Regions from separate parts of the Mus musculus genome. Here regions 2, 3, 4 and 5 are each linked to region 1. Evidence: chromatin loops called from intact Hi-C (ENCODE). Cell type or tissue: left cerebral cortex. All regions are shown on one strand. Links, peaks and the distances in the headings refer to the core of each region. The heading gives the core; the rest is flanking DNA.

Evidence for each region. Hi-C counts contacts between places; a loop is a spot of excess contacts. Peaks named below come from ENCODE experiments on the same cell type or tissue, not always from the same donor. Only the 100,000 strongest peaks of a DNase experiment are listed, where the experiment ranks them.
Region 2: a loop joins it to region 1, with 4 times the contacts of the local background. A loop is called at or near these places in 4 of 42 quality-filtered maps.
Region 3: a loop joins it to region 1, with 9 times the contacts of the local background. A loop is called at or near these places in 36 of 42 quality-filtered maps.
Region 4: a loop joins it to region 1, with 8 times the contacts of the local background. A loop is called at or near these places in 2 of 42 quality-filtered maps.
Region 5: a loop joins it to region 1, with 5 times the contacts of the local background. A loop is called at or near these places in 7 of 42 quality-filtered maps.

Annotation. Positions count from the first base shown.
Region 1 is chr12:40,034,100-40,040,110 of GRCm38, reverse strand. Arl4a (ADP-ribosylation factor-like 4A) reads left to right here and starts at 2,124. Exons shown (of 2, transcript NM_001039515.1): 1 at 2,124-2,273; 2 at 3,278-6,011. The coding sequence starts at 3,365. The coding sequence ends at 3,967. Arl4aos (ADP-ribosylation factor-like 4A, opposite strand) reads right to left here and starts at 2,034. Exons shown (of 3, transcript NR_166749.1): 1 at 1,606-2,034; 2 at 291-424; 3 at 1-6. In left cerebral cortex, for the core only: a CTCF peak has its summit at 2,548; DNase peaks (open chromatin) are centred at 3,265, 3,667, 4,065, 5,310 and 2 more places; H3K4me3 peaks cover 4,099 bases; H3K27ac peaks cover 3,616 bases.
Region 2 is chr12:39,973,637-39,979,647 of GRCm38, reverse strand. No RefSeq gene overlaps it. Among named protein-coding and RNA genes, the nearest start is that of Gm40399, 26 kb to the right of the region's middle. In left cerebral cortex, for the core only: no CTCF peak of the experiment used is centred there; DNase peaks (open chromatin) are centred at 1,264, 2,718, 3,547 and 5,192; H3K4me3 peaks cover 197 bases; H3K27ac peaks cover 2,231 bases.
Region 3 is chr12:39,507,286-39,513,296 of GRCm38, reverse strand. It overlaps Gm34923 (a long non-coding RNA gene), which reads left to right. Exons shown (of 3, transcript XR_381461.2): 2 at 2,522-2,561. Among named protein-coding and RNA genes, the nearest start is that of Gm34923, 17 kb to the left of the region's middle. In left cerebral cortex, for the core only: CTCF peaks have their summits at 3,156 (motif pointing left) and 4,288; a DNase peak (open chromatin) is centred at 3,126; H3K4me3 peaks cover 395 bases.
Region 4 is chr12:39,917,909-39,923,919 of GRCm38, reverse strand. No RefSeq gene overlaps it. Among named protein-coding and RNA genes, the nearest start is that of Gm40399, 30 kb to the left of the region's middle. In left cerebral cortex, for the core only: no CTCF peak of the experiment used is centred there; a DNase peak (open chromatin) is centred at 3,079.
Region 5 is chr12:39,953,185-39,959,195 of GRCm38, reverse strand. No RefSeq gene overlaps it. Among named protein-coding and RNA genes, the nearest start is that of Gm40399, 5.6 kb to the right of the region's middle. In left cerebral cortex, for the core only: no CTCF peak of the experiment used is centred there; DNase peaks (open chromatin) are centred at 1,080 and 2,580; H3K4me3 peaks cover 523 bases.

The DNA.
Region 1 (6,011 bases), core at 497-5,496:
CTCCTTCTGGAACAAAGAGCACCTAAGTAAAACACCTACATGGGCTCCGTGCAGCAAAATGAAGAGTGGGATTCAGAAATTTTGTGGCTTTTTAATCATTTGCTGCTGTTTTTATATGGATATTATTGCTTATAGATAAAGCATACAAAACACTTTTCTGTATAGCAGTAGATGCCAAATAATTGAAGCTTTTTAGGGGCACAGATGGTCTGTCTATATTAAATAGTCTTTCTTTCCGTTGGAGTTCTTAAAGACACGTGAAAAATACTTATCTCTCAAATTGAACTCACAGGCTGCAGGCTGCTAGTGGCCGTTCTAGTCAAAAGCTCAGAGTAACACACTGAAGTGCAGCTCAGCAAGATGTTTTCTGCAAGGCTGGATGGAGTCTCACTGTTGTCAGATCTCACCTGCTTTGTGTCTATGACTGCAAAAATGGAACCGAGCATGAAATACCTGTAGGATCTTGATCTCAAAAATACTATAAATGGTGCAGTTTTACCTTAAATTATTTAAGGAGATTTGCAAGCAATTCAAGCTTAATAAAGAATCTCTGTTAAAATTCCCAAGGAGAGCAGTTCTTGAACAAAAGCTTTTCTCCCTTTTTATGTTAATAACTGTAACTGGCTAATGAGAGCCCATACTTAGTTACAATCTTTAGTTCAGATTACATTCAATAACTTTATAGAATATGCCATTTGAGATTTTTCTTCCTAAATTAATGATGCTGTCTTAAAGCTAGGCACTGTGCTTATTATTCCTTAGATTTTTATATCAGCTATTAAAAACAATGGAAATAAGGTGAGCAGTGGTGAGGGTGGTGCATGCCTTTAATCCCAGCACTTGGGAGGCAGAGGCAGGCAAATTTCTGAGTTTGATTCCAGCCTGGTCCAGGGCTACATAGAGAAACCCTATCTTGAAAACCAAAACCAAAAATCAAACAAACAAAACCAAAAACCAAACCAAAACAAAACAAAAAACCCCAAACCCAAACAAACAAGCCCCGAAAACCAAAACAACAAAACAACAGAAAAACTAAACCACAAAGAAACAAAAACAACAGAAAGAAGCCCAATCCTTTCTACTATTCATAAAATAAATACTACTGGCTATGGTAATTTTAAGATCAGGAAATTTCTTAGGAAAGTTACAATCTATCTATCTATCTATCTATCTATCTATCTATCTATCTATCTATCTATGTATCTATTGAGTCACGGTTTACTACGTAGCCTTGGCTGGCCTGCAACTCTCTATGTAGACCAGGCTGGCCCTGAAGCATCCAGATCTGCCTGCCTCTGCCTCTCAAGTGCTTGGCCAGAATCTAGTTTAAAATACACTTTTAAATTGCACTATTATTATAGCCTTCCAGATAAAAATTTCTTGTAGGTTCTACCAAGCTTTAAAATGCCCTTTGTTTGTTTTTCTAAACATCTTTAAAAGATTGCTGGTCACGTTTTATAATTGGTTCATGACCAATTTGGTTCATTCTGTTTTTACAAAGACTGGAATATTCACAAAAACGACAGTTTGCCTCCTAAGGCCAAACATAGTGGTACACAATTACACTATGGAGCCCAATGTGCTTTACCACTAGTCATAAGTTACCAGCTGCAGCTTCATCACCCGTTCTTCTTGGGCTACTGGAAATATTTAGCGTTTCCAAAGTGCGTTTCTTCCTCCTTAATAGGGGCATTGGTTCCTGTTCCAACTTGTGGGGCGTAGACTCACTTAGGAGGTAGCGCTTGGCTTACAAAAGGTAGGCTACCATCCTAGCCAGCACATGCTAGGGAGGGCGGCAGCGCAGACTCCCCCAGGCTGCCTTGTGACGTGACGTAAGGGACCCACCCGGCCAGTGTCCTCCAACATCAAGGACCCTGAATCAACACCGCGGTCGCCCAGAGGCCGCCCTAGGGTGACAGGAAGAGGGGCGGTACCGGCGACGCCCTCCCGCACCCAGCCTGGGGCGGCAGAAAGACCGAGAACCCGCGGCCGAAGCCCCGCCCGTCTGCGCCGGCGGCGGGCGCCGAAAGGGTTGGAACGTGACCTTGTTTGGGCGTTGCTAGGAGACGCGGCCAGCACGCGCGCGCGCGACCCCCGCGGGCAGGCGCGGCGCGAGGGGCGGAGCCGCGGCCCGGAGCGAGGCTGGCGAGCACCGTTAGCCCGGCTGGCGCGCGGCGTCGGCCCGGCCGCCGTCAGGCCTCGCCGCTGCCCGGGGACAGACTCCCCGGCGGCTGACAGCCGCGGAGGCGGGACGACGGAGGACCGTCAGCCAGGTGAGTGGCGCGGGGTCATGTTGGAGAAGAGGCCTGCGGCGGGGCGGAGGCAGTATTGCCGGAGGCGTTCGGTGTGTAGAGGGGCTGGCGCGGCCCAGCGAGCCTGGGCGCACGGCGAGCTGAGGCGCGGTGGGCCGCTCCCGCCGCGTAGGGCCGCGTCACCGTGGCCCATGCTGCAGGTGCGCGAGGCGGCCGAGCGACCGGACCTGCAGCAGGGGCTCGGCGTCCTTTGCGATGCCTGCTCGTTTCCCACTCAGGGCAACAGGTGGTGCCGGAGGGCCGAGAGCGAGCCCTGGCGCTGCCGCCCTGGGAGTGGCAGGCACCCTTGCCAATTAGGGCGCCGGGGCGGGAGTGGCAGGGCGGCCCTGACGCGCTGACCAATGGGATCGCGGGGCCTGGGTGGGCCGTGAGGGTGGGCGTGGCCAGAGGCCGAGTCTGGGCTTCCCTGTGGGGCGTCCGCCAGAGCGGCGCGGAGGTCTCGGTTGAGAGGAGCTGTGGCGTGTTCCTCGCGGGGAGAGAGAGAGAGACACATCAGCCAATGTCCCTCCATTGGAATCCCGACTCCAGCCCGGGAGGTGAGAGCTTTGGTAGCGGGGACGGAGCCAGGAAAGTGAGCCTGGGTGCCGGGTGAGACGTGCCTGGTTAGATCTCCCAGATAGGGCTGCTTTTTTTGAGTTTTCTGCTAAGAAAAGGCACTTTAGTGGTGGATACGGTGACCGGCACCAGATAGTGGCGCCTGGGTTGTCTTCAGAATGAGCTTTTGAGGTTCGGGGATCGTAGAGAATAGAGAAAAGTACACGTTACTGCAGTTAGAGTGGATCGAAGAAAGCCTTTGGGTGACAGTTAGGCATCGTTTGTTTTGGATTGAATACATCTACTACCTCATCTGGTGTGTTTACTCACAGCAAGTTTTATTAAGTCCCTCATGTGCTTATTTTTGGCGAAAGTAGAGAAACCCCATTTTTAATGTGCTCACAGTAATAACTTACTCATTTCCTCCCCAGCAATCGCGTAGCCCGATCACCCAGGAAGAGAAATTGTAAGCAGATAAGAAGAACGCGTTCAGTTTGAGACACCATTTGCAGCTGGAAATGGGGAATGGACTGTCAGACCAGACTTCCATCCTGTCCAGCCTGCCGTCCTTTCAGTCCTTTCACATTGTTATTCTGGGTTTGGACTGTGCTGGAAAGACAACAGTTTTATACAGGCTGCAGTTCAACGAATTTGTAAATACCGTACCTACCAAAGGATTTAACACTGAGAAAATTAAGGTAACCTTGGGCAATTCCAAAACAGTCACTTTTCACTTCTGGGATGTAGGTGGTCAAGAGAAGTTAAGACCACTGTGGAAGTCATACACCCGATGCACAGATGGTATTGTGTTTGTGGTGGACTCTGTCGATGTTGAGAGAATGGAAGAAGCCAAAACTGAACTTCATAAAATAACTAGGATATCCGAAAATCAGGGAGTCCCTGTGCTTATAGTTGCTAATAAACAAGACCTGAGGAACTCGCTCTCTCTCTCAGAGATTGAGAAGTTGTTAGCAATGGGGGAACTGAGCTCATCGACTCCTTGGCATTTGCAGCCCACCTGTGCAATCATAGGAGATGGGCTAAAGGAAGGACTCGAGAAACTACATGATATGATAATTAAAAGGAGAAAAATGTTGCGGCAACAGAAAAAGAAGAGATGAATGGCAGTACCTTTTATATTGGTGTGGAATAGGTTTTCCTGGGTCTGATTTCTGACAAGCTGAAGAGTGTCTACAGCCTGGTTTGCCTGTCTGCCCTCATGGATGCTATTAAAGCTTTGTTTTGTTGAACAGTCAGATACCCAACTCTGTTGCCTTGTGGAAGATGAGTCAATGCAATGCTTCTTAAAGTGGTCTCTTCTCCCTGACCCACAAATCTTTTGGTACTACCATTTTGGGAAGTCAAAAAAGGCTAGTAATTGACCAGAAAACAATTTTGTGGAAATTTGACCTGAAGTTAGTGAAATAAAACTTTGAAGAGTGTATGCCCTAGTGTTTTGTGCTTGTATCTTTTGGGGGGAAGCCTTTGCCAAGAAATTGCAAACGAGGCTTTGTAAACACAAAATGCTAATGAATGGAAATGTTAAGGGAGATCAGTGTGTACACATGCACACACAGCTAAGTTGAACACGCTGCGATAAGAAGGAAGTATTTTTTCTGGAGGTTTTGACAAGGTGGTTTTTAACGTTATTCTGGAAACAATTTAATGCTATCTCTTTAATTCTAGAAAATGTTTAATTTAGTTGGTCTAGCATTAATTAAAATATTTGGGGTATATTCAAGTGCATGGGTTAGTTTTCCTGACAAGCATGTTTTGGTGTATAGTTTTTAGAAATAGCTATGCATCTGTCTACACAGGTTTAAAACAACATTTTGGGGTCTTGGAGCTATTGTAGAAATAGTTCATTGTCAGAAGCGCACTATTACTTGAACCTAAAAAATGACTGATGTAAATATGAGTATGTTGACTAAATACATATGCTTGAATACATGAATGGATTTATAGAGAAAGTGGTGGTGAATTCAGTTAGAGGGAATTACTGTAATACATAGTCTCTAAATGATCTAGTTAAAAGATACTTGTTTTGTTACTATTTACCGGATGGAAACGGATTTTTTTCATATATTTTTGTAGCATTTTGGGAGAAATGAAAGCTTTATAATTACTTGATACACCGTGGAATGAAAATGTAAGGTACCTTTCAGTATGTGCTCTGAGCTTTAATTTTTTTTGTTAATTGGCTGAACAGTATTTCCAGAGCTTCCTAGCTCTGGTTGTAGGAAGAAATGGTACAGTAGTGCAGATAGCAATTAGGAGCCTAGAAAATGAACGGGAGAAGTAGCAAAGCCATTTTAAGACAATTAACTGGTGCTGTTTCTTCTGTAATAAAAACAAAATGAAATTACAAGGAGGGGAGAGCTTTCATTTTTCTCTCCAGGAAGACTTATTTCCAGAAATCACATACAGCAAATCAGCATGTTTCCTATGTTTGAAGCCAACAGCTGTTTGTACTGAAATCACCAAAGGAAGTGCACTTTGCTAACAGGACTCGGTTTGATTTTTGAGCTTTTACTTTTTTTTTTCTTTTCAGTGACACAGGTGAATTTTTGGAACTTTGATTCTTGTTACAAAATGACGTAGCACCCAGTGGAGCGTCCATGTCAAATGTGCCTGTGTTAGGAGTAGAGCTGTGGAGAATAGTTACCAATAAACAGCTGGAGGCATTAGGATAACAATCTCACTTGGAGTTTATATGTATTTCCACTTCTGTAGCTTTTAATTAGATGTGTAAGAAGAACGTTTATCAGCTGGAATGTTTAGTTTTATACTAGTGTGGATTTTCTCTGGTGAGGTTTCCACAGAAGGCTAGTTTCTGGGGGTTCACCCCACCCCCACCCCACCCTTTACTGAGTTCAGTATTCTCCCCCAAATCCCTAGTCTTGATGGGATCATAAAGCTGGTTTTCCTCAATTCTAAATCAGTGTAAATTTTCACTCTGCTTTTAACTGGGAGGCAGATCTCTGAGTTCAAGGACAGCCAGGGATACATAAAGAGACCCTGTCTCAAACAAAACAAAACAAAACAAAAGTTTGTGTTCACTAGCTCTTGACCCTTGTTCTGTACCTTAGAATTGGACCATCAAGTCCATGTTGTTCTTATTTATAGAACAGCAAAATGGCCATTGCATAAATTGTATTTATGTGA
Region 2 (6,011 bases), core at 650-5,649, 61 kb after region 1:
GAAATTTGGAAAAGAAATATGTAGTATAGCATGGGGTGGGTGTTGGATGGGACCGATACATTCTAGAAGAAGGTGTTAGGACCTGGCTGAAAACATTCTTCCCCAGAGATTTCCTCCCACTTCCCCAGAGGCCTTGGTGGTTGACAGCGGAAGAGGGGAGCTGTCACAATCAGGTAAATTGTGAAGGAAACCAAAGGAGAGCCTGCGATGTGTTTGAAGCACGGTGCAATCAATCCCAGAAATAGACATGGAGCATGAGGTTGGTCATCAGTGAAGCCAATGCTGTGAGCTGGTTACTAGAAAGAATGTTCCCATGACAGAGTTCCGAACTAAATGGATTCTCACCACACTGTGCCTTACAGGCTCACAAGATCCCTGAGATCTGGATGAGTCATAGGCGAGAGTGGGCGTAAGTGTTGGTAGATAGCACATGCTCAATAAACACTTGTTGCATGAATGATCCATCTGGTTTTAGGTGCAGGGAGAGGAAATTTCTGTTTTTATCCAAGTATACACAGGCATCAGTTTATACTTATTGTGCTCCATGAAAACTAATTTCTTAGAGTAAACTGTTTTGATATCAGAGTTTTTTGACTAAATAATAAGGAACTAAAGTTTTAAATAAAATTAGTTGCATTTTAATATTTAAGACTTCCAGAAACTTTAACTACAGATTATGGTTTTCTGATATGTAGATCAAGTGAGTACATTTTTCCAAGTTTATCTGATTAGAAAGCCCATTTCTTAACAATCATGTTAAAACACACAAACATACAAACACACACAAAACAACCACTGTTTTTCTTAAGTGTCTCCTGGACTCATGCTCAGGAGAGGACACAGGTAAGTTTTGGATACAGAGTAAGGCGAAATTCAAAAGAGTAGCAAAAGACATACATAGATTCTGGTAGTATTAAGAAGAAAGTTATCTTTTTGAAGTTTCTAGGATTTCAAAAGCAAAATTTATAGTAATTAGGCAATCTTCATTTTTATTAATGTTCCTGCCTAGAGCTGAGAAGCCAAGAGTCAAGAATTCTATTTAATCTGTATCTATAGCTCAAGGCTGAGTTAGATAAATTTGGAGAGTATGGGATGAAATGGATTAGGGGGTGTAGGCAAGCGATTGCCAGAGTCTATACATCATTGAAGCTTCCTGTAATTTCTACTCGATTTCCCAGAAGCAGAGCTATTGCCTGTGTGTGAAGAGACTGGGGAGGGTTGTGGGAGGAGCATCCTTGCTTCTGAGTCCATTGCTGTGTCTCACCCTCCCCACCCCCAACCTGAGGGTGGAGTGTGTGCTTGACTCACTCTCACATAGACAACCTCTTACTACACTTGGAATATGGAATGAGCTCAGTAAAACTGGAAGTGAACTAAGTCACGAGAACAGAAAGAGAAAAGGCAGACCTTGTATCCTCATACCACTTGTCCTCCCTAAAATGACAAGGCCAGGCAGTCCTGTCACCCCCAGAGTGATCTGGGGACGTGGGAACATTGCTTTCTGCAGGATGATGTGTTGTTCGTATTGCATAAGATGTTTTGTACCATGTTTCACAAGCGTTCTAAAGACCGGTCCCTTAAGCTGTCCTTTGTTGTTGACAATGAAAAGGCAAGGCTTTTGGCCTTTCTGCTTGGATGAGAAGATTACCGGAAGCCCAGGAACCACACACAGCTCTGAAGGGAGAAGGTGTCCCAATAGAAGGGCATCCTGAGACACGGCAGCCCAAGAACCACAGAGCTCAGAGAGGAAGCCTCCTCAGTATTATAGCTTCTAGGGGAGAATAAGACCAGCTGAGCTGAGGAGCTCAGAGGCCTTGGCCCAGCTCGTTCTATTCTTCCCTTCATTTCTTCATTTTTTTTTTTTTCAAGACAGGGTTTCTCTGTGTAGCCCTGGCTGTCCTGGAACTCACTCTGTACACCAGGCTGGCCTCGAACTCAAGTGCTGGGCTTTAAGCTTCTTTTGATGAGAGAGTCACACCAAGCAGCAAATCTCATACAAGAGATTTATTGGTGGGTCCAGGGTGTGGAGAGACAAATCCAGGAGTGGCTGCCTCTGCTCCCAGGAGGGAGCGGACAGCAGGTAATTGGACAAAGGGCAGAGCTTATCAAGGATTTTTTAGGGGGCAGCGTTTTCCAGGGCACAGATTTCCAGGGTGAGGATTGGTGAGATTTCAAGTCCTAAGCTTGGGAGAGCGCAGGGATTGGTGGGTATCTGTGGAATGTTCAAGGATTGGTGGGTTTTTCTTATTCAGGGATTGGTAGCTCTTGCTGAGACTTTTACCAAAAATTAGCATAATCTGGAGAAGGTCCTATTGAGGGGCTGGAGATAACCTTGTGACAGTTACAGAGGGTAGAAAGGGCATTATGACAGGTCTAGCAGAGGGAGGCTGGCTGCTGGAGCTACTTAGGCAGGGGGCTGTCCAATTTCTTGCTATGGGGGTTTGCCAAGTTTACAAAGTATACAGAGTATACAAAGTTTACAGATGAGTGGTGTGAGTGGCCAACAGGTTGCCTCTACAGTTTCAAAACTCATCATTCTGGTTAAGTCCAACTAACTAAACAACTAACTAACTAAAGACTATGAATGCTTGTATTTCCAGAGAGTTGAGAGATTGAAGATCATGTACGGGTGATACCTTTTCCCCCCTCTCTCAGTTCTTTGCTCAGGAGGAAGTGTGATTCCTTCCACCTCAGAGTGATGTCATCACAGTAGAAGCCAACAGAATTCTCCTGAAATGAGACTCCTGGAAAAATGCATTCAATACTAGCATTGAATTCACAGAGGAAGAAGGAAAGACCAAATGGAGCTGTATAGTTTTAGAAACTTAGAGAATTTCCATAGCTAGAACATGACTGACGTAGGACAGAAGAAATCTGAAACGGCTGTGATTTTATAGAAAACTCCAGGGATACACAGATACCAGTATATTCAATACTAGTGTGTATCTATGCATTTTCTGTTTTGATTGTTGATTATTTAGTCAGGCTCTCCATGCCAAGCATGTGCTGTACCACTGAGCTATATATAGCACCAGGCTAAGATACCTGTTATTACATAGCACCATCTTGTAACATCCCCTGCCCCACCCCCCAGCCCCCAGGGAAGATGGGAAGTCTTGCTTCATGATTCCAACTCAAATACATCATGGGGTTTCTTAACCAAACCTTTCAGAACAGAAAGTATAATCTCTGCTACTTGTATCTCCATTTAAAGTGGATTTTCTCCTAAGTTGTTTTCCGGTAGACGACAAACTGATTTCTGTGTCCATTTCTGCTATTTTGAAACAATTTCTTTCACTGTCATGATGTTGATAGGCTCGTGCAGGTACGGACTGATTTGGTATCCGTGGGTTCCTCTGCTGCCTGCTGCTCATTGTTTGAGATACAAGTAAGAAGCACATTTCACCCTATTACATCTACACAAAGGCAACAAGAAGATTAAAGCTGCCACCCAAGCCATTGTTTCCCATTTATGCTCATTTTCATGTTGCCTGACCCCCTTATGCATATAATAATTATTCCTAGATTTCTGCAAGCCGTGACTGCACTAAAATAGATCACAGCATCGGCCCCGTGTTCTGCTTACATTCAGGATGAGGGCTCTGATGAACTGCTCATTTCCAGGAGAGGAGTTTCCATGGAAACTCGGACAAAGGGAAGGCAAAATAATTCTTCAAGGCACACAAGAAAAAAATTCTACCTTTCTTTGTATTTGCAAGCACTCTGTTTCCTGAGCAGATCAGCTGGTTAGTGCTACCCTGGCTCTCGAGGAATTCCTGCCTAAGGGCGGTGGGGGTGGGGTGGGCAACAACTAAATATTAAGAGATCTATAAAATAGATAGGGTGATAAAAAGTTATTTCTCCAAAAGGCTTAAGCCCAGGAATTTATTCATTATTATTATTATTTAACAACAAGACTTAAAAGAATCAAAGCATATATTTAAATACCCACTGAATTTCTAAATGTGGGCTTGTTCTTCAAATTCTAAACTTCCTGAAATAAATAGGCCTTAAGAAGAAAGCTCAGGGCAAAACAAAGGGATCAGTGATAGGAGGCAATTCTGTGTTACCTGAAAATACAGATCAAGTAAGAGTAAAAGACAAATGAGATCATACATGTGGAGTCAAATGAAGTCATGTTCATTCCCTTGGAAAAAACGATGTCTCTCTCATTGGGTTGCAGACTGCCTCATTTATATTTGTACCCTCCACGGTGCCAGACCAGTGCTATGAAGCTGTCTGGAGACAAGTCTAATGCAGGAGGGGATACACCAGCTCTCTTACAGAGTTAGTCAGCACTATGTGTAACTACTGACACTTTAATGCATCCATGGTACAATACTTGCTTGTTGCATTTGATTACAATCATGTTCAGGAAAAAAAAATGTCTCTCTTTGATGTATTCTTCCGGTAAGGGGCCTCAGAGTCATTACAGAACACACCCAGATACTAAGTTACCCAGACACTAAGTTCTCAGAACAAAGGAGATTTACTACCCTGGAGTAGTAAAAGCATGTGGGGAGCTGCCTCTGGATTGGACAAAGGCAGCAAGCAGCATGTGTTTCTCTGCAGAAAGAAACACATTTAAGGGAAGTCTGCACTAGGGTGAGTTGGTACGTCCTGATTGAACAGGCTCTCCAATAATGAATTTTGATAGCTGGACCTTGGAGATCAATCTCAGGAACGGGTCAGTGGCCAACAAAGGGAATAGACCTTGGGGGCTCACTTTAGGAATGTAATCTAATGGTTTAACAAAAGGAGGAAAGAGGGGTGGACAAGGCTTGTCATGTTTGCCATGCTGGGCTGCGGGCGCTGCTGTGAGAGAGCCCATCATTTCCTGCAATAGCTATAATAGTTCATGTATTATAAAGGCACATAAGTCTCTGAACTGTCAGATTCAAAAGTGAAACAAAAATTACGAAAACACAAACAGTAAAACAATGATTGGAAATACTGCATATTGTCAACATACTCAGGTTGAGGGTAGATCTGTTTTTTGTTTGTTTTTAAATCAGAGTCTAGAGCAGAGAAAAATCAGTCAACCTAGCACTGTCTGTGTAGGCAAGATAGGTAAAGCCTTTTAAACCCAAGATGCATTTATCATGCATGGGTCCTCAAGGATGTGAGATGTGACTAAGGCAGACAAGTGGGTAAATACATCCAGAGGGAGGGAACATGTCAAAGGCAGGGAGTTGGAAGAGGACCAGTGTTGTAGGCATTCTGTGTAGGTCTCAGCGAGACAGTAATGGAAAGGGGTGGGAAGGCAGAAGGCAGTAGCCTTCTTGGGTGGTTTTATGCAAAGCTAAGAAGTTCAAGTTTTGTTGAAATGTGGGTAAGTCATGGACTGATTTCCACAGAAGAATTAAGTATTAACCCTTTCCTGCCATCATGTTGGAAGAGTTCAGGAGGGAGGAAGTCACTGATAACAGAGAGATCAACTCAAAGAACAAGGGGATGGCATTGATAGTGGAGAAATGTCTGTGTCGCATAGCTCGGCTGTTGTAGACAGAAGCGGAGAGGGGATTAAGTCTGGAGGAATGCTGATAGTGGAAATCATCTACTTAGGTATGTTTCTTTAAAGAAATGGAGGCTGGACTGAGCTTTGCTTGCTGGGAAAACGGCAGCATCTTTTAGTGAAATTAGTTTTCTCAGGGTTGAAAATGTTCCCTCAGTGGCTCCTGTTAAATGTATGGCCAGCAGCCTGTGACACTCTTAGGATGAGGGAACCCTTTGGTAGGTGAGGTCTACTGGAACGGATGTAGGACATTGGCAGTTTGTCCTTAAAGTGGTTCAGCTTTCCCTGATTGCTGCCAAAATTAGGTGAACAGAAACCGTCAGCACTGTGACATCGCAGGCCCAAAACACCAGAGCCAGAGAGGCATAGACTGGATCTCTGAAATCACGAGCCTGAGTAAACTTTCCTCCTTAAGTGGTTGATCTCAAGTATTTTTCACAATGAGAGAACCCTAACACACAGTTCAAGGGACGCTAAAACAGAAACGTATAGACAC
Region 3 (6,011 bases), core at 523-5,522, 530 kb after region 1:
TTGAGTGGAGCCCTGAAAGACGGAGCCTGCACGTGAATCTCTTCTATTGCCTCTCCACACAGTACTTCCCAGGTGTGTAATGCCCCTTGTCAGGTCATTATATGTATGTCTTAATTTCAAAAACACCCTGGAAGGAAATGGCATTACTTTCATTGTTGATGTGATTAAACTGAGACATGTGGTGGGTATTTGAGTGGCCTAGGATAAAGTAAGCCATGAAGAAATAGCCCCATCAGAGGAATGGATACAGAAAATGTGATACATTTACACAATGGAGTACTACTCAGCAATTAAAAACAGTGAATTTATGAAATTCTTAGACAAATGGATGGATCTGGAGGATATCATCCTGAGTGAGGTAACCCAATCACAAAAGAACACACATGATATGTACTTACTGATAAGCAGATATTAGCCCAGAATCTTAGACTACCCAAGATACAATTTGCAAAACACATGAAACTCAAGATGAAGGAAGACCAAAGTGTGGATACTTTGTTTCTTCTTAGAAGGGGGAACAAAATACCCATGGAGCAAGTTACAGAGACAAAGTTCAGAGCTGTGACAGAAGAAAGGACCATCCAGAGACTGCCCAACTGGGGATCCATCTCATATACAACCACCAAACCCAGACAGTATTGCACATGCCAGCAAGATTTATCTGACAGGACCCTGATATATTTATCTCTTGTGAGGCTAGGCCAGTGCCTGGCAAATACAGAAGTGGATGCTCACAGTCATCTATAGGATGGAACACAGGACTCCTAATGAAGGAGCTAGAGAAAGTAACCAAGAAGCTAAAGGGGTCTGCAACCCTAGAGGATGATCAACAATATGAACTAACCAGTACCCACCAGAACTGTGTTTCTAGTTGCATATGTAGCAGAAGATGGCAGGTTCTCTTTAGGGCATGCCAGCTGTGCTATGGTTATGGAGTCTCTGTTGAGGATGTTCCATTTTACGTCTATAGCAACTTACCCTTTCTGCTTTTCAAAGCACGTATTCAATTTATTTGCTCATGTTGGATGGTATGAGAAAACATGCAGCCAACTTCTTAAACCAGCATCTATTTCATCTTTGTAGAAAGACAATAATAGTGCATACATATATATATATATACATGTATATATATAATTAATATAATAAAGCATTTTAAGATGAAAGCAGGAATCTCACAATTCACAGTTGAAAAACATGCCATTTAGTTTATTTATTCCATGTTCGCCTGTCAAATTGTCAAAATACATTAATGCTTTCATATTTAAATAAGCACAGTATATTAAGGAGTAATTTGTCGCTGAAGTGGCCAAGTATCCCCCAAGCAGCAAGAAGTTGACATTCAAAAGTTAGAAAAATATTTATAATGTAAGTGATTTTCTTAAAATGTAGTATAATATAGGAACAGTAAAATATTAAGACAAATGAAAACATAAATGTTGAGAATTCGGCATCATAAAGTCTCTGAAACCATCCCAGGACTAGCTTTCCTTTCTGTTGTGGTGCTCAGATTTCTAGCACCACAGGGCTGTTTATCTCCAGCTAAAGTGACTGGCTGTGGTGCTGATCACTATAGATAGTACAGATTAACAGAACTTGAAACAGTCTTTACAAAGAAATCCCTTTAAATCTTATGTCAAAGTGAACGTCTCAGGATATCTTAGAAAAGGTTAAAACGTTTCGGGTAGATGCAGACATTCTAACTTATGCTCTCGTATTCTCTATCATGCTCCCAGAAAGCTGTGCCAGAAAACTGCTGGAGATGGTTAGAAGACTGCAAATGAAAGGCAGGCAGAATGAGAAAGTGCTCAAAAGCAAGTGGCCCTGTTAGCCTTGCCAGGTCCCCATCACCCTATAACGTAGATGGCTGCCCCTCCTTCATTCAGAGGAGCTTAATGCTTCAGCAGGTTAGCACTATCTCTCATGACTGAGGAAACTGATGGACTAGACAGATAATATGGTGATGCAAATAAATGTCCCCCTAGCACAAGCTGATGTAAATAAAAGTCCCCCTACCCCCCTACCACAGCTGGTGCCAAGTACTGTGATGAATACTGTGGTGAAGGAAGGCAGCTGCCACCCACCCACCAACTATTGGCTAATTTGGGCTCTGTCACCTGGTGACATATCAGTCCATGTCAGATTGCCATTTACTATACTATATAGGAGGAAAACTTGTGGTACCCAGACAGTTCTGAGCCTTGTGTGGTCATGTCCATAGGTTCACTGCTCTGGGTGAATTGTCACAGCCGACCGGAGCCTTGATGCTCAGAGAGTGCTCTGGAGTCTCGCACAATGCCTGGGAAGAGCTCACAAGCAAAGGTGGGAGAACTTGCCGTTCCCCCACTTCCCAATCCACTGTGAAGCAAATCAAATGGAAAGCCTGCGTGGTTGTTGCTCCACTTTCCCTACTTGATTCACTTTCCTGAAAACTGTTTCTGGAGATTTTCCTCAGGCACAACTCAACTGTGGGACCAAAGCCCCACAGAAAGAAGTAGAACTGATTTGGTGTTTTACATTCTAGGTTCAAAGAAATGACAGGCTGACTCTAGATGGAGGAGCAGGTGAGTAGTCACAAAGGAGTCCCTTTCCCTTAGAGGCCCAGTCACCTGTCATTCAAATGAGTGGTGTTCTAGAAACAATGTGGTACACAGTGTGTTCCAGGCCTGCTTTGTTACAAGGAGCAGCAGGCAGGGAAGAAAGGGTACAAACTCCATGGGCTTCTCAGTGGGGAGAATTTGCGAGACTGCAGGCGCTCACTGAATCAGTCCTGTGCTCACTCTCCTGTTCTCTTCTCTCCAAGGAATCTCCCCACAGGAGCTGCGATCTGTCCCTTCTCAGGGACTCCCATTGCTCTAGGCATTATTTTCTCTGCGATAGGACTGGAGTAGAGCAGACTTGAATGCTGGGATTATAGGCATGCACCGCCTTGCAAACTCGCTCTCACAGCTTTTAGAAGAAGATCCTTGATTGCAATGTGTGCACTTATTAACGGAAAATTTCCCGAAAAGTCACTGGTGAATGAGATAGCCCCAAAGGAAACGAGATTTTTTTATTCCATGTATGCCTGTCAATTGGTCGCACTGCTGAGTGAAAGATGTTGCTGTAGAGTGGGAACGCTTTAAGTAGGAAGCACAGGTTCTGTTGTACTACGCTGACACCTAGTGGCCACATGAAAGCATACATCGGAAGGTATTGTCTATGGAAGCCTTATGTGCCATTTAGATGCCTAGTTAAGGAGTGCCATGTTTTAAAAGACTACAAGCCAATGAAGTGATTTAAAGGGTGAAAACATGATTTCTTCTTTGCCTCTCAAAAAAACAAACAAAACAAAACAAAACAAAAAACCAACCAAACAAAAAAAAAAAAACCCAAACTTATCAAAGCCTAATGCACCCATTTCGAAATTACTGTCTGCCTTCTTGTATTACAGTTATTACAGTTTGCATCTGTGGATCTATCTATCTATCTATCTATCTATCTATCTATCTATCTATCTACTTATTATTGTCTTTTTCTTCTATCTGTAACATGACTCTGTCCATGCTAAAAATGATATTGTGAAATGTAGAGTCAACGTAGGTACACAAAGTGCTTTCAGCCAATACCTACTTTTTTCTTTCTGCCTCTGGAGTGGAAATGGCTTCTGTCTTTCTTCCGTCCTTGCTGTCGTCACCAAATACCAGAAATGGCAGAGAGGTCAGCTGTAAATCACAGCCTTTAATTGACAAGTGCAAGTTTCGCTTTCTCCTTCCTGTCTGGTCAGCAAAGGGTGCAGGGATCCCTAGAGTCCCTTCAGACCCTGCTTATATACACAGACAACACACAGATTGTGAGTAACTGATAAAGCAATCAACAATCATACTGGCTTCCTTATTTCCTTAGTTCATACCGACAACACAGCAGTCTGGATTTTGACAGCTCCTTCCCAAACCCCCATTTACCATTGGCTTTTGGCTCCACCGCACATGCAGAATCGGAACTTAATCACAGAGCAACAGTTGGAAATCTTAGGCATTTCCACTAATCCAGACACCACCCTCTCTTTGCACTCAACTCTTCAACCATGGTGTGTAAAACTACAACATTCAGTTCAAACATTTTCCGTTTTAATTTGAAGTGATAAAAATTCCTGATTTTTATAGCAAGAATGTAGTGCTATAAGCATGTAATGTTTTCAAGTATGTGAAAGTACATAGGCCAGATTATTTGAAATGCCCTAAAATAGGATAACCCCTCTGCTCTTTTCACCCTTTAAATCACATTGCTAGTTTGTAGTCGCTAGGTGGCAGAACCATGCTCTTAAAGAATGAACATTTTATCTTGAGATAGTTGCGGGTTCATGAGCAATTGTAAGTAACAACACAGACAGAGCTTTATTTGTTATTTATTGGTCTTCTTCAAGGGTAACATCACAAAAAACTCTAACACAATATAATAACCAGGACATGAATGTTGCCTTATTCATGAATCAGCCTTATTCAGATTACCCTAGATTCACTTGTACAGTGTGTCCGTGAAATTTATGGAATGATATCATATGTAGAAATTCATGGATCCACCAAGAAAGTCAATAGATAGAAGTTTCATCTCTATCTATTCATGCTACCCTCTCATAGCCTTTTCATGCTCTCTCCACCACCCTTACCTCTATTTTATGTTTTATATTTTATGTACGTTCACATGTGCATCAGTACTCTTGTGTCTGGAGGAGAGTTTCCTTGGAGTCATCTCCCCATCTTGGGCTTTTACAATCTTTCCATCTCTTCCTTCTCCTCTTCCTCTTCCTCCTCCTCCTTTTCCTCTTTGACCTTTGGTCCATGAGGGGAGAAATTTAATAGAGACATACTATTTAGGGTTAAGTTCTCTAACATCTCTTACTCTCTGCACATTGTCCACTTACGGGTCTTTGGACTCACTATTATCTATTGTCAGAAGGAACTTCTGTGATGTGAGTTAAGTGATTCACCAATCTGTGGGTATAGCAATGTGTCATTAGGAATCATTTTCTTTCTATGCTCCTTTGGCAAAACAAGAGTATTAGGCTTTCTTTAGGGCCTGTGACCTATATAGTCTCATGTTCTTGGCCCTTTTAACAGTATCATGTGCGATTTCATCTCATGAAATGGGCCTTAAATCTAATTAAAGGGTCGGTGGTCACCTCTATAACATTTGTGTTACCATTGTATATAGCACATTTTCTTAATTTCTAATGGATGCAGGAGTCCCAGCTCACTTTGGGCAGTGCCCCGAGTAGTAAAAGAAAAGGAGTTGAACACGATTCAGAAAAACTAAGAAGAGTTTCCTATGGTTTCTCCTTGAGTTGCTGTCTCGCAGTGATAGATTATAAATTGTAAAATGAAATGACTCTTTTTTTTTCTCCAAGTTGCATTTAGTTGGTATTTTATCATGTCATCTGGGAAGTAAACTTAGATAATTTGGTTATGAAAAATGGCCAAATTTTTATATATTAGTTGATCAGTTTCTCTGCATATTAGATGGCAATTGTGTTGACATTTGTCATTTGTATGAATGTGTATGCTGTCTCCTTGTAGTTTGGTTTGTGCTTTCCTAGTGGCTGACTTTGAACACCGTTCCTGTCCCACTAGACATCTTGTATCCTCATCACTGACACGTTGGTGCCATGTTTTATCCATCAACCAGATGCTTTGTTCTTTTTTTTCTTTTTAAATAATATTTTTGTTTTTTGACAATGCCATATAGTTATACAATGACTTTTGATCAAACCCATCCATCACTAACCTCCCTCCAACTCCTTTTGTTGCTCCTACCCCACACCTCTTTCCCGACCTCATGACTTCTTTCTTTATTTCTATTAATAACCTCCTGAGGCCAATTAATGCTGCCCACAAGCACATAGGTGTGGGGCCATTCACAGGGTCGTTGGCAAACTAATATGTGTCATGTTCCATTTTATTTCTTGTTAAATCCATAGTTTTTTTATTAGATATTTTCTTTATTTACATTTCAAATGCTATCCAGAAAGTTCCCTG
Region 4 (6,011 bases), core at 434-5,433, 120 kb after region 1:
GAGGTCCTAGATTCAGTTCTCAGTATCACACGCGCACACACACACACACACACACACACACACACACACACACACTATATTAAAATTTTAATCCGACAGGCCAGGAGTGGTGGTGCATGCCTTTAATCCAAACACCTAGGAGGCAAAGGTAGGCCAAAGCCAGATACAAGTTCTACGGCTACACAGAGAAATCTGGTCTAAAAAAACAAAAAAACAAAGAAAGAAACAAACAAAAAAAAACCCCAAATCCCCACGAAATCTGAGACTTAACTCAGGAAATATACAAGGGGGAAAGAATGGACACAAGAAGAAAGGCTGATTATATTTTCCCTAGAAGTAAACTAAAAAAATAAAACATGAAGAGGATCATAAGTCTATAATGCTTGAATGATTCTTTATAGAGTAGACAAGTTTCTGAACACAAGATGTGCAGCTATGCATTGGTTTTTATTCTGAGACGTCTTTGCCCATAAGTTGTGTGCCCCTGAGTATGAGATCTGTAACTCAGCTGTGTGTAGAGATACATAATCTTTCTCATTAGTGTACAGCTCAAATATCTTACAATTATCCATCTACAGTGAATAGATATTTGAGCCAAATTTAGTTTTACATGCATGCTGTGCAATTCTTTGAATGGAGAAAATCTCCATCATTCCTGGTGTTAAGCTTGTTTGATAATGGTATTTTTAAGCTTGTTTGATAATGGTATTTTTAGTTTAAGTATACACCACAAAATGATATAGGCATCCATTCTGATCAGCTGTTTGAGGTTTTCAGATGCCCCACATGTTCAGCCTTGCTGGGTATTGTCAGTTGTTTGCCTCTAAAGTTCTGTTCTATGTATCATAATAGTCAAGGGTAGTTTAATCGAAGTTTTCCTGATTATTCATGTGCTAGCTCTTTTCCATACATGTATCACCTTTGATAGTTACAACCACACGAAAACTTATCTTGGTCATTTCTCCTGAGAACTTCATGTTTTACTTTTTAACTATTATAAAGCTAAATTTTAGACTTTTTTGAATGCAGAGATTATTTGCAGGTAGACTCTGGATTATCTCAGAGTATGCAAGTTAAAATATCAGAAATGTGGTCTGATGTAAAGTAGTTTCTCTTTCCAGTTGGAGACTTGAACATAGTGAAATGGACTACCATCGGCCAATAACAAACCATCAAGAAAGCACACAACTAGACTTTATTTTCCTGATACACATATGGTAAGTTGCTAGTTTGGAAACCATGTCAGAGATGGCCCATTGATTTTATTACTGTGTGGCCAAACACCATTATTAAGAATGGAGCAAGTTGCTTTCAGAGGTCAAGTATACCCTTTATGAAGTGTACTCAAGTAGAAACTGATGCTCATTTGCCAGAGAATAAGAACAGAGTTTTGAATTAAAGTGTAAATGTAACTAGTTTAAACTAAGTTTCTTCTAAACAATGAGATCACTTAATTTTAGGAAATGGGGATTTTTTTTTTAATACAAAAATGCCAATTGCAGGCCTTGAGAAATGGCTCAGCAGGTAAGAACACACAGACTAATAGTGAACCTGAGTTCAATTCAAAGTGTTGGTATCAGGAGCTGACTTTACCATTGCAAAACACCTCCAAACCCAGCCATACATTCCCAACGTCCATTTAGTTTACCTCCCGTCTTTACCAGAGAGCGGTTATATCACAGCCTAAATAAAAGGCAGACCCTCTTGAGCTTCCCACTCTCTCTCTTTTTCTCTTTTCTCCTTTTGTCTCCATAGCTCCCTCTTGTCCCCTTCCCCCACAATAAAGCTCTCTCACGTGGAACTGCATTGGCTTGGTGTGGTCTGTCTGGACATGAGCCTTGATTCTAACACAACACAAAGAACCTGTGTTCAATTCCAAGCACCCTGCCTGGTGGCTTATAACTCTAGTTCCAAGGAATTCATGCCTTTTTCTGACCTCCAGGAGCACCGGGCATGCACCTGATATACATACACATACATGTAAGGAAAACACCAGTACAAATAAAGGAAAGTAATGTTAAAAATGGAAAACAAACCAAACCAACCAACCAACAAACAAAAACCATCAGTTGCACGTCTCTAAAAGATGCCATGATGTTCATGAACCCAGCCAGTCTTAATAATGACTCTGTATAGCAAGCAATACACCTTAATTTCTATTTTATGGATGAAGAAAATGGAGGGCTGAACTTGTTCCAGCTGACTAGCTCCTGGCAGAGACACTTGGCATTGGCCTTGCTTCTCAGTTACTGTGTCTTAGAAGCTGGAATTTATAATCCCCAAGGAACAGGTTGAGCAAACAGATATCCAGCTGTGGGATCAAGGGTGTGTTCAGACGCTTGGCGTTATGCATATGATGTATATGCACATATTTATATCTGATATGTGTATGCCTATGCATATATATTCATTTGCATTGTTTATGGGTGAGATATAGTGTTGGGGGATAATATACAGAATATGCAGGAGCTAAAGTAAATATTGGATTTATATCATGAGGACATCAAGGGCTTGGAGAGAAGCAGACAGACGGATAAGATGACACAAAGAACACCTGTTAAGGGGAATGAGTACAAAGATAATGGCTTCTTGAAAGCCTCTGTTGGCTATATATTGTGGTTGAGAGACACTGAAAGTGAAGTTTTACTGGCACTTAAAAATTCTCTGTGCATACATTCTATATGGCATTCCTTAAAAGTTAGAATAAAAATATTTGAGGGGACCCTTTTACATCAAAAGAAGAAATGGGCAAAAAGGCACAAGAAGACAGTCATTTGTTATTTAGCAAAAATGTCATTATATAGATGTGCCTAAAAATTCTGTTAATTTGTGCAAAAGCCCCTAAATCTTAAAATGGTTATTTTGCTTTATCTAAGCTCCCAACTGTTTGGTATGGATTCAGTAATACAGGTCTATGTTTGTGGCTTTCTATCTCGTAGAGAAGTTTAGATTTCCAAAGAGAAACGCTTTGTGCTGTCTGTAGGCATTGAAAGCCAGACTGAGAATCCTGTTCCTTTCTTGCTGTGTTCAGTGGAGCTGTTGTTTTATCACTTGCCAAGTCGTGGCCACCTGTGGCTCTGCCTTGGCAGCTCTGCACTCAGCAGGCCAGACATTAGGCTCACAGGAAAAGCCTCCTGAAGCGGAGCAAAAAAACGCAATCCTCTCACATGACCAACACTCTGATCAAAGGATTTGCTGAACACATGAGCTGACGTGTTTGCTTCGAGCAGACACTGTCCACTGCTTTTGTTGGCAACGCTGCCAAAGGCTTTTGCACACAAACAATTAGTTGCAAGTCATCTGATTTTCCACACAGGAAACCCAGCATAGAATAGACAGTCCTCTAAAGATTTATCTTCTCTTTTCCTGTTGTGTGTATTCTGTTAAACCTCAGTCACTAATAGACTAATGACGAAGGCCTGGGATCCCTCTGGGAAGTAGCACGTAGTCTCAGGGTTTCTCTAAATATACTTAAGAAGCTTAAGTTTGCCATCTAAGACTCAAGGTGAGCTGAGATGAATCAGCAAAAAAAAAAAAAAAAAAAACCTGGCCAAGACTGTGGAAGTGTAATTAACTCGCTCTTTTAGAAGATTTTTGATACCTTATTTGTATCTGTTCTTGGTAGTCAGGGATATGTCTCTATCTTGTGCCATTTTGAGCTCTTCTCTTCCTTTACAACATGGTTTGATTAAGAGAATGAACTTCGTTATTTAACGGTGGGCAAGACTATTGATTGGGTATAAGCTAAGTTATAAAACTGTTTAAACAAACAACTTTACAGGCTGAATAATTTGCCATGGCTTAGCTTCCAGGAGACACCCTGGCAACTCTTTAGCCTTTGGGAAAATCTCTGACACATAACAATGCAGGAACATTACAGCCTGGGATCTGATGGCATCTAGCCCAGCTAGACAACTAGATTACTAGGACAGCACATTTTACATGCTTCTTTGAGTTTCAATATTCCTATCTCTGAAAAATGACAAGTATATTAACAACAATATTTATAATGGCAAGGTACACACTTATAAATGTCAGTTCTTAGGCAGAGGGCAGAGGGCAGAGGGCAGAGGGCAGAGGGCAGAGCGCAGAGGGCAGAGGCAGAGGCAGAGGCAGAGGCTGAGGCTGAGGCTGAGGCTGATATGTCTTTGTGAGTTGTAGGCTAGCTAGAGCTGGAGAATGAGAACTTGCCTCAACAGAATCAAACCACACCAACAACACTACCACAGTATTAACAAAGGCCAACATCCGTACCATACTTTTTACATGCCTCATGCTATGACTATAATAACTTATGTTTGACCTCACAATGAGAAGTCTACTGTAATATTTGTTTTACTGATGAAGAACTGAGAGGCACAGAGGTTAAGCTGCAAATCATCAGATTTAGAAAGTGGACGAACTGGATGGACTGTGAACATAGGATGCTGTCTACAAAGCATATGTACTATACCATCCTTACGATGCTGCTACTTTCTGACTGGGTGTTCATATAGACGTAGATAAGACTCTTACAATGTCTTCTTCCATTCATCTTACTGTGGTGGTTTGAAAAACGACCCTCATAGACCCATTGGGGGAGTGGTATCACTAGGGGCTTTTGTCTTGTTGAACACATAAGGTTTTATTGGAGGAAATGTGTCACAGGAGGTGGGCTTTGAGGCTTCAGAAGCTCAAACTATGCCCAGTGGCTCACTGTCTTTTCCTGCTCCTTGCCAATTCGGATGTAGAACTCTCAGCTACCTCTCCGGCATCAATTAATTCTGCCTGCATGCTCACCATTCTTAAGACCCAGTCAAAAGCATAGAATACTTTTGAGCCTTGGGTGAAGACATGGCATTCAGACTTGCTCTAAAGAGTACAGCATTACATACTATTTTCTCCTTCCTTAAGGGTTAATCCAGCTGGGATGTTAATCACCTGGCCAAAAGACCATCATCCAGAAAGACCAATTCATCTAAAGCCATGCTAGTGAAACGGGAGGCACATTTTTTTATCTCCCTAGTAAGACAGCATGCATTTTCTTCCCCGGTGTGGTCACTTATGAAGCTGTTGTCATGCAGGTCTGCTTAGTCTGTTCTTCTAAAATTACTCAGAGAAGTGAACCTCTCCCCTCTTTCCATCCTGTTTCTTTTTCCTTTTGGATACTAACCAGATCCTAGGCATGTCTTTATCTGATGTTCTGGACTTTCTCACTCTTTTTCTGAAGCGTCTCCCTGCCATGAGACAGCTTATCCACCATGTAAGTACTTGGTGACATTATACTTCTTAACTTTAATAGAAGAATTTAAAATGGGCTCAGAAGCTAGTTGGAAGCTATTTTATAAGCATTTAAATGTAAAACAATGTGCCAGGCAAGCTGTAAATCTTCTCTATCCCCCTTCTCTTATCAATGAGTTTAAGAACCTTAAGAGGGGCGTCAAATTCCCTGGTGCTGTGCAAAGGAAGATGGCTAGCTGCACTCCTGTGCTCTTGTTCTCAGTCTACTAAAAGTATCCCTGTTGGGACAACCAACAACTGCCTTCAGACATTGCCAAGTATCTCTTGGACGGCAAAACCACTCCTTCCTCAAGAAGGACCATGCTTTAGAGTAAGAAAAGCACCACGTATTTGATGTTGCAGATTATTGATTATAACACTGATTGAATACAAGTTGGTTTTAAATGTTAAAATTTTGGAGTTGGTGCCAGTGATGGCTTAGGGGTTAAGAGGACAGGTTGCTCTTCCAGAGGACCTGGTTTGAGTCCTAGCATCATACATTCAAAAATCATATCTTCGCTATTTCCTTTAAATACCAATTTTCTTATGGGTTCAATCCATCACTTAAAATGTTGGGGTGGAAATAAAGTAAGAATGACCCCTAAACTATAACTTTGGACTTCAAATGTGAGAATGAAGAAATAGTAGTTAAAGTCACCCTTTAAAATATTAGGTTAGCAACACAATTCCACACTCGCCTCTGACAGGTGTGATATCTTTGTACAGGACAATGGCTACCAAAGTGATTTGGG
Region 5 (6,011 bases), core at 425-5,424, 81 kb after region 1:
ATCAGCACACTTGTAAGTCAGATTCCAGGGTATAGATGCAGATGAGTGAGTTGCATTCTGCATGAGGCAAGAGGAAGAACCCCTCTTTCATCCCTTGGGGTGACAGGTTGTGAAACTATGAAAAAGAAAAAAAAACATGTACCCAGATAAAAAGATATCCCTAGTTAAGAGGTAAAGACACAGAGTGGTGTTTTTGTTGTTGTTGTTATTGTTGGAAAAATCAAGACAGTATGCCATGATAGAAATAAAGAGATTGAGTTTAAGCATTAACCTTCATTTTTGCTGGTATAGTTTCTCTTACATGATCAGTTGCTTGAAAATTCTATTTTATTTTTTAACTTTTTTTGGGGCAGTAGTTAAATCCCAATGTTGTGTCATTCTTTCATAAAAAAGGACTTCACGTCAAAGGGAAGCAAACAAGGGTGACTTACTACCACATGAACATCCCCCTTTTGGTGGGTGTCATTGTAGAAGTGAAGGAATTCTGGAGACAACTGTTAACAGACACCATGATACTCATGCTCTCTTTTCTAGGTGGCCCGTCTCCCCCTCCACTTTTGAAACACTTTCCTTTAGAGCTCTTTATGAAACCCTTGTTATTTGATCTTTAAGCCAAGTAAGCCAGTGCAGAATACAACAATCAAAGTGGAAGTGTGTTTACTTGCCTCGTTCTGAGTAATAAGATAGGTGGGACAGACGGGGCACTATTAAGCCAACCAAGATCCCAGTACTAGAAACCATTGTCCTTATGTCAATATTTATTGTTTGGTTTTAATTAGAAGCTGCACACAAAGCTTTAGCTCTCTCCAAGACAGAATGGGAAAGAACCACAGATGCATTTGCCTTTTCTTCTGGCATGTTGGCTTTTACAGTTTTATTTTATTTTTTCCGACTAGCCATCCGTGCAATTCCTGTTCTCATACCCAATGTTGTTCTCTCAAAGACATCTTGCTGGTTCAACAATTATTAAATGTTGCTTCCCGGTTACTATGACCACCTGGCTAGTCTGGATTTTACTGTTGGCAGTTGGAAGGGGAGGGATGGTAGTGGGTGAACAGCCATGATGGAGTAGTTCAGCCTGGCATGGCATTATGCCATGCGTCTTTTCAACCTTTCTCTTTTGCTGGAATCTCTGGCTCCCCTCCAGGCATCCGTCACTGAACAGATAGTTTGGCAGTGAAGGAAGGGGGAGAGACTGAAGTGGAATTCAAGATTCAGCAGACAGTTTCCAGCCTCCTTCTCTATATTAGCTCCTAGTCTGTTGCTCTGAAGACCTTCACTCTTCCAGCAGACACTATGCGGGATTTGGGGCTCAAGAGACAAGACATTTTTGTTATGATTCCAGTTAACTTTCTCCTTAAACAGTCACATTGTAAGGGAATTTAAAAAATCACGAGTCATTCCATTTCTGCTATTAATGATAAGAGCATCACCCACTAGTGCCATATTTAAAGTAAGCAGGTCTTACAAAGGTGTGTGTGGTTCTACTCCATGAGACCTGTTTCCCTGTAGTGTGCTGTGCCTATGGTTTTTGTTTGTTTGTTTGTTTGTTTTTTGTTGAGTCGGAATCCTCAGAGCAATGGTTTGCTTTTTTTTTTCCGAGAGAGTTGACCTAATGACACTCTTCCTCTAATAAGAGTGGGATTTAAACTGTGCTTTTTTTCAAACATTCATTTTATGTGTATGAATGTTTTGACTACACATGTGCACATGCATTGCATGTGTGCCTGGGGCCCCCAGAAGCCAGAAAAAGCCATCAGAGTGTCTGGACTGGAGTTACAGATGGTTGTGAGCCACCACGTGGGTGCTGGGAACTGAACTCAGGTCCTTTGCAAGAATAGCAAGGTCTCTAAAATCCTGAGCCATCTCCCCTGTTTTTAAATTGCACTTTAAAAGAAATATATTCTTTAGTATTTTTGCTGCACAGACCGACATTACTTCCTCTCTCTTTGATTATTCATGGCTATAATTATCAAGCTGTTCCTATTTGTTGACTGAATATTTTACAATTCCCAGTTCCAATATTCACGAGCTATCAAAGTAACATATGAGCCTTGCAGTAAAGCATGAAATATTGTAATCTCTTTTCACCAGGAAGGCTTTTGGATGTAGAAAATTCCTAGATCTCTTCATTAGAGTGCCAGCTGATAGAGTATTCCTCAGTGTTCATTGGAAAAAAAAACCCACAACAAAACAAAAAAAGCAAAAACTGTGGACCTGTAGTTCTGGAGAATCAAACTATAAATTAAATAAAGTATCTGTTATACAATCATAGGAATTGTATTTTTATTTGATCAGTTCTTACTTATGCTACTTGTGTGAATAATTTGACCGATATTTTTAGTTTCTCTTCAGCTAACTGGCAGCAGTCCGTCACAAATCTATTTGTGAGGTACCTTGCACAGGATAAAATGTTATTTTTCCTTAGTGTGCTCTCATTTGATTACAATTGCAGCCGGGCTTGACTGCATTCCATCCATAATTAATCGTCACTCCGGTATCCAGTGGCGGGAGGCGAGTGCTGCCTGGCTTACATCCTTAGATAAAGGGTTGCCACGCCAGCTGGCAAGTGAATGGGGCCTTTCACACTGTGCCTAATGGGCGCAGAGGCTGAGCTGTCAGGGGTGCTCATTCAACCGAACCGTGCCAGAAAAGGCCCAACTTGCTGCCGTTGACAGTCTCACTGGCACCTCCTGCTTCTGAGGAAACACCATTTACAGAGGGGTTTCATTTCACCACGTGATTTCACTTCCTCTCATTGGACGATAAAACGTATTGGTCGAGATAGGATACGAATTCTTTCCTGGCTTTTCCAAAGAGGCCAGATCATCCATCCCCTCCTTCGTGAATACTGAGCTGTCATCTCATCATTAAATGACTGCTTCTTGGCCATATATAGTTTGACAGTCTTCTTGGGTAAAGAGTAGGAAGGATTAAAAAAAAAGCCTACCCATGCCCAACCCTGAAGTTTACTTTTGAGCACTGGGGTACATGACTTTTTGATTACTGGTGCAAAGAGATAGATGATATTCTTTATTTTGTTTCTGAGACAAGGTTTTGCTCTGTAGCCCTGATTGTCCTGGTATCCACTATGTAGCTGAGCTGCCCTTGAACGTGTAGCAGGCCTCTTGCCTCAGTCTCCTCAGTATTGGTATTGCAGGTGTGTGAGGCCAGGCCCACCAAGATTTAAATAATGTGTTACTTAATTCACTTTCTGCAGAATGGCCTTAGCAATGAACAACATGGCTAGTCTCATCGGGCATGCACTGTTGCAGAATCTTATACAATACCACAACTTTAACCTAGTTCTGATTACTCAAGCAGAATTGAATCCAGATTTTGAAACCTATCTGACTTGGCAGCCATGCAGGTGAATTTGAGGGAAGTGGGTCAAGTGTGACGGACCCAAGAGATAGGAGATGGACTATAATAAAAGGCTCATGGGTTTATATTCCATATAACATAAAAGTCAGAGGAGGGGGGTTCTGACAAATCGTTGGCACATGGAGAAGATGAAGAAAGGAGGTAATAATGGGTCTATTTCCATTAGAAAAGGTCTTTCTGGGCTGGAGAGATGGCTCAGTGTTTAAGAGCACCGATTGCTCTTCCATAGGTCTTGAGTTCAATTCCCAGTAGCCACATGGTGGCTCACAATCATCTGTAATGGGATCCGATGCCCTCATCTGGTATGACTGAAGACAATGGTGTACTCATATACATAAAATAAATAATTAAAAAAAGTCTTTCTTATGTCAAGAGAAACTGAATATTAAGATTTTTATCTGGCTCTAGGTTTTATGCCAACAACCGCAAAAACTTCAATTAAAAGACATTATTAGCAAACCAGATATGGTGCTTATAACTGTAACCCTAGCACCTGGGAAGCTGACGCAGGATATCTAGGAAAGGCCAGGTTACAGGAGAGGCTTTGTCTCAAAACCAAGTTAAAAACCACCACCACCAAAACAAAACAAAAGAAAGCAAAATAAAACAAAACAAAAAAGACCCAAACAAACAAACGAACAAACAAAACCCAGACCAGGTTAGGCTATGCCAGGGCACCCCAGACCAAGATATGATATATAAAGTACTTAAAGCAATAGTGATTCATTTAATCAGATGAACATGTATATCTTTTCTACACAAGTGTCCTCAGAGACTGTCTCTTGTGTCACTTATCATGAGAGAACATCAATGCTCATCTATGAAGCAGACGAAATGCAAGTGTTGGATAAGCGGCATCGGTCTTTTGCACTCCTCCCCGCACTGCAGGCCTTGTCAGAGAGCATGGAATGGGCGACAAGGGAGATGTTCTCGTTGTGCTATAATACATCGGCATCTCCACTTATTCTGCTGCCTAGTTTATGATGCTAAAATGATTACGGTTGAAAACTATATTACACCATTAGCTCAACAAGGTAGTCTGTAGTGCAATCGCAATGCAACCTAGATTTGGAACCCCCAAAGATATTTTGCTTTGCATGTAATTGTGAAGGAAATTCAAACTACTATTTTGTGGGGGATCTAATTTAGATTCACTGCCATGAGACTATAGAACATTTGCTAGTCTTTTTTTTTTTTTTTTTTTTTTTTTGAGATGGGGACTCATTCTGTAATCTGTGGTGGCTTATGACTCACTATATGGCTCAGATTGACCACTGCATTAAACTTGCATTATCTTCTTGATTTAACCTCTTAAGCGCTGGGAATGCAGGTGTGAGCCACCTGCCACGCTGATGTTTTCTTCTTCTTCTTCTTCCAAACTCCAAAAAGCTGGTTCACTAGAAACTGTTGTAAATGTATCCTATGAATTGGCTGGTGGTGCTTTTAACAGAAAGCGAGGTCAGTGGCCAAAATGCAGTCAAGGCTTCAGGATGTAGGAAGTTAGTTAGTTTTTTGTTCCTGGAAGAGACGTGGAAACATGGAGCAAGCCATCATTAGAGGAGCCTAGACACTTCTAAACATTGAATTATGCAATTGGTAATGTGTGATAGGGTGTTCCCGTCTACAAGGCTCTGTGGAGGCATGATCACAACCCTTTGCACTAGGTAAACTTTGAAGATACTTTGTGATAATTGAAAAAAGTGTAGACTTGTTCAGAATATTGGATAATTCATTTACATTAATGTTGATGATATCTTAAGGATGGAGGACATGGTGGTATCACATGGGCAAAATGTCTTAACTTTGGAAACATTCATTCTGAAGAATTGAGAGGCAAAATGTCCAGGTCACAGTGTCTTGCTTCAAATGAGATGGCAAAAGAGAGGCCAGTCCTGTGTGTGTGGGGAGATGAGGGAGTTCTGAAAACTTTTATCATCTTGAATGCAGGTGAGGGGTATATGTCTTATTTGTGTTGTGTTATAATCTGTTAAAACATTTATTGCGTTTAAACATTTATAATAAATTAAAAGTAAATAGCACTGTCAAAAACAAGCAGATGACAACATGGTATCGGAGAAGATGCCTGGTAAGTGCACACGGCTTCCCTTAATTCCTCTTAGGACAGATGAAAATGTGGTGAGTATGAGGAGAACTCAAGTATGCTGCTGATTTTTATCCAAATTATCAGAGAACATATGGGAAGGGGGTGCTCTGTCTATGGAGGCAAGAGTACAGTTTTGAGTGTCATTTCTCAGATGCTAGTTATCCATTTTTAGAGGCAGGGTCTCTTATTAAACTGGTACTCACCAAGGAGAACACCAGGGATCTTCCTGCCTCCCACTTCCTCTACCCTTCCCCACCTCATCGCCATATCTGTTGTTACAGGTATGACACTTGTATTTGTTTTTTAAATGTGGGCTCTGGAAGATTGTACTCAGATCCTCATGCCTGAGAAGGAAGAAGTGCTTTATTGACTGAGCTATCAATCTAGAACTATCAAGGTATCTAAAGGAAGTTAAGCAGTTGCCAGGCCAAATATATGCGAGTAGATAACTAGGTAGGGAGTTTAGACTGAAAACAGAGCAAATTCAATCTGAACTCAGAGATTTGGATTCCTAAAAGTCCTC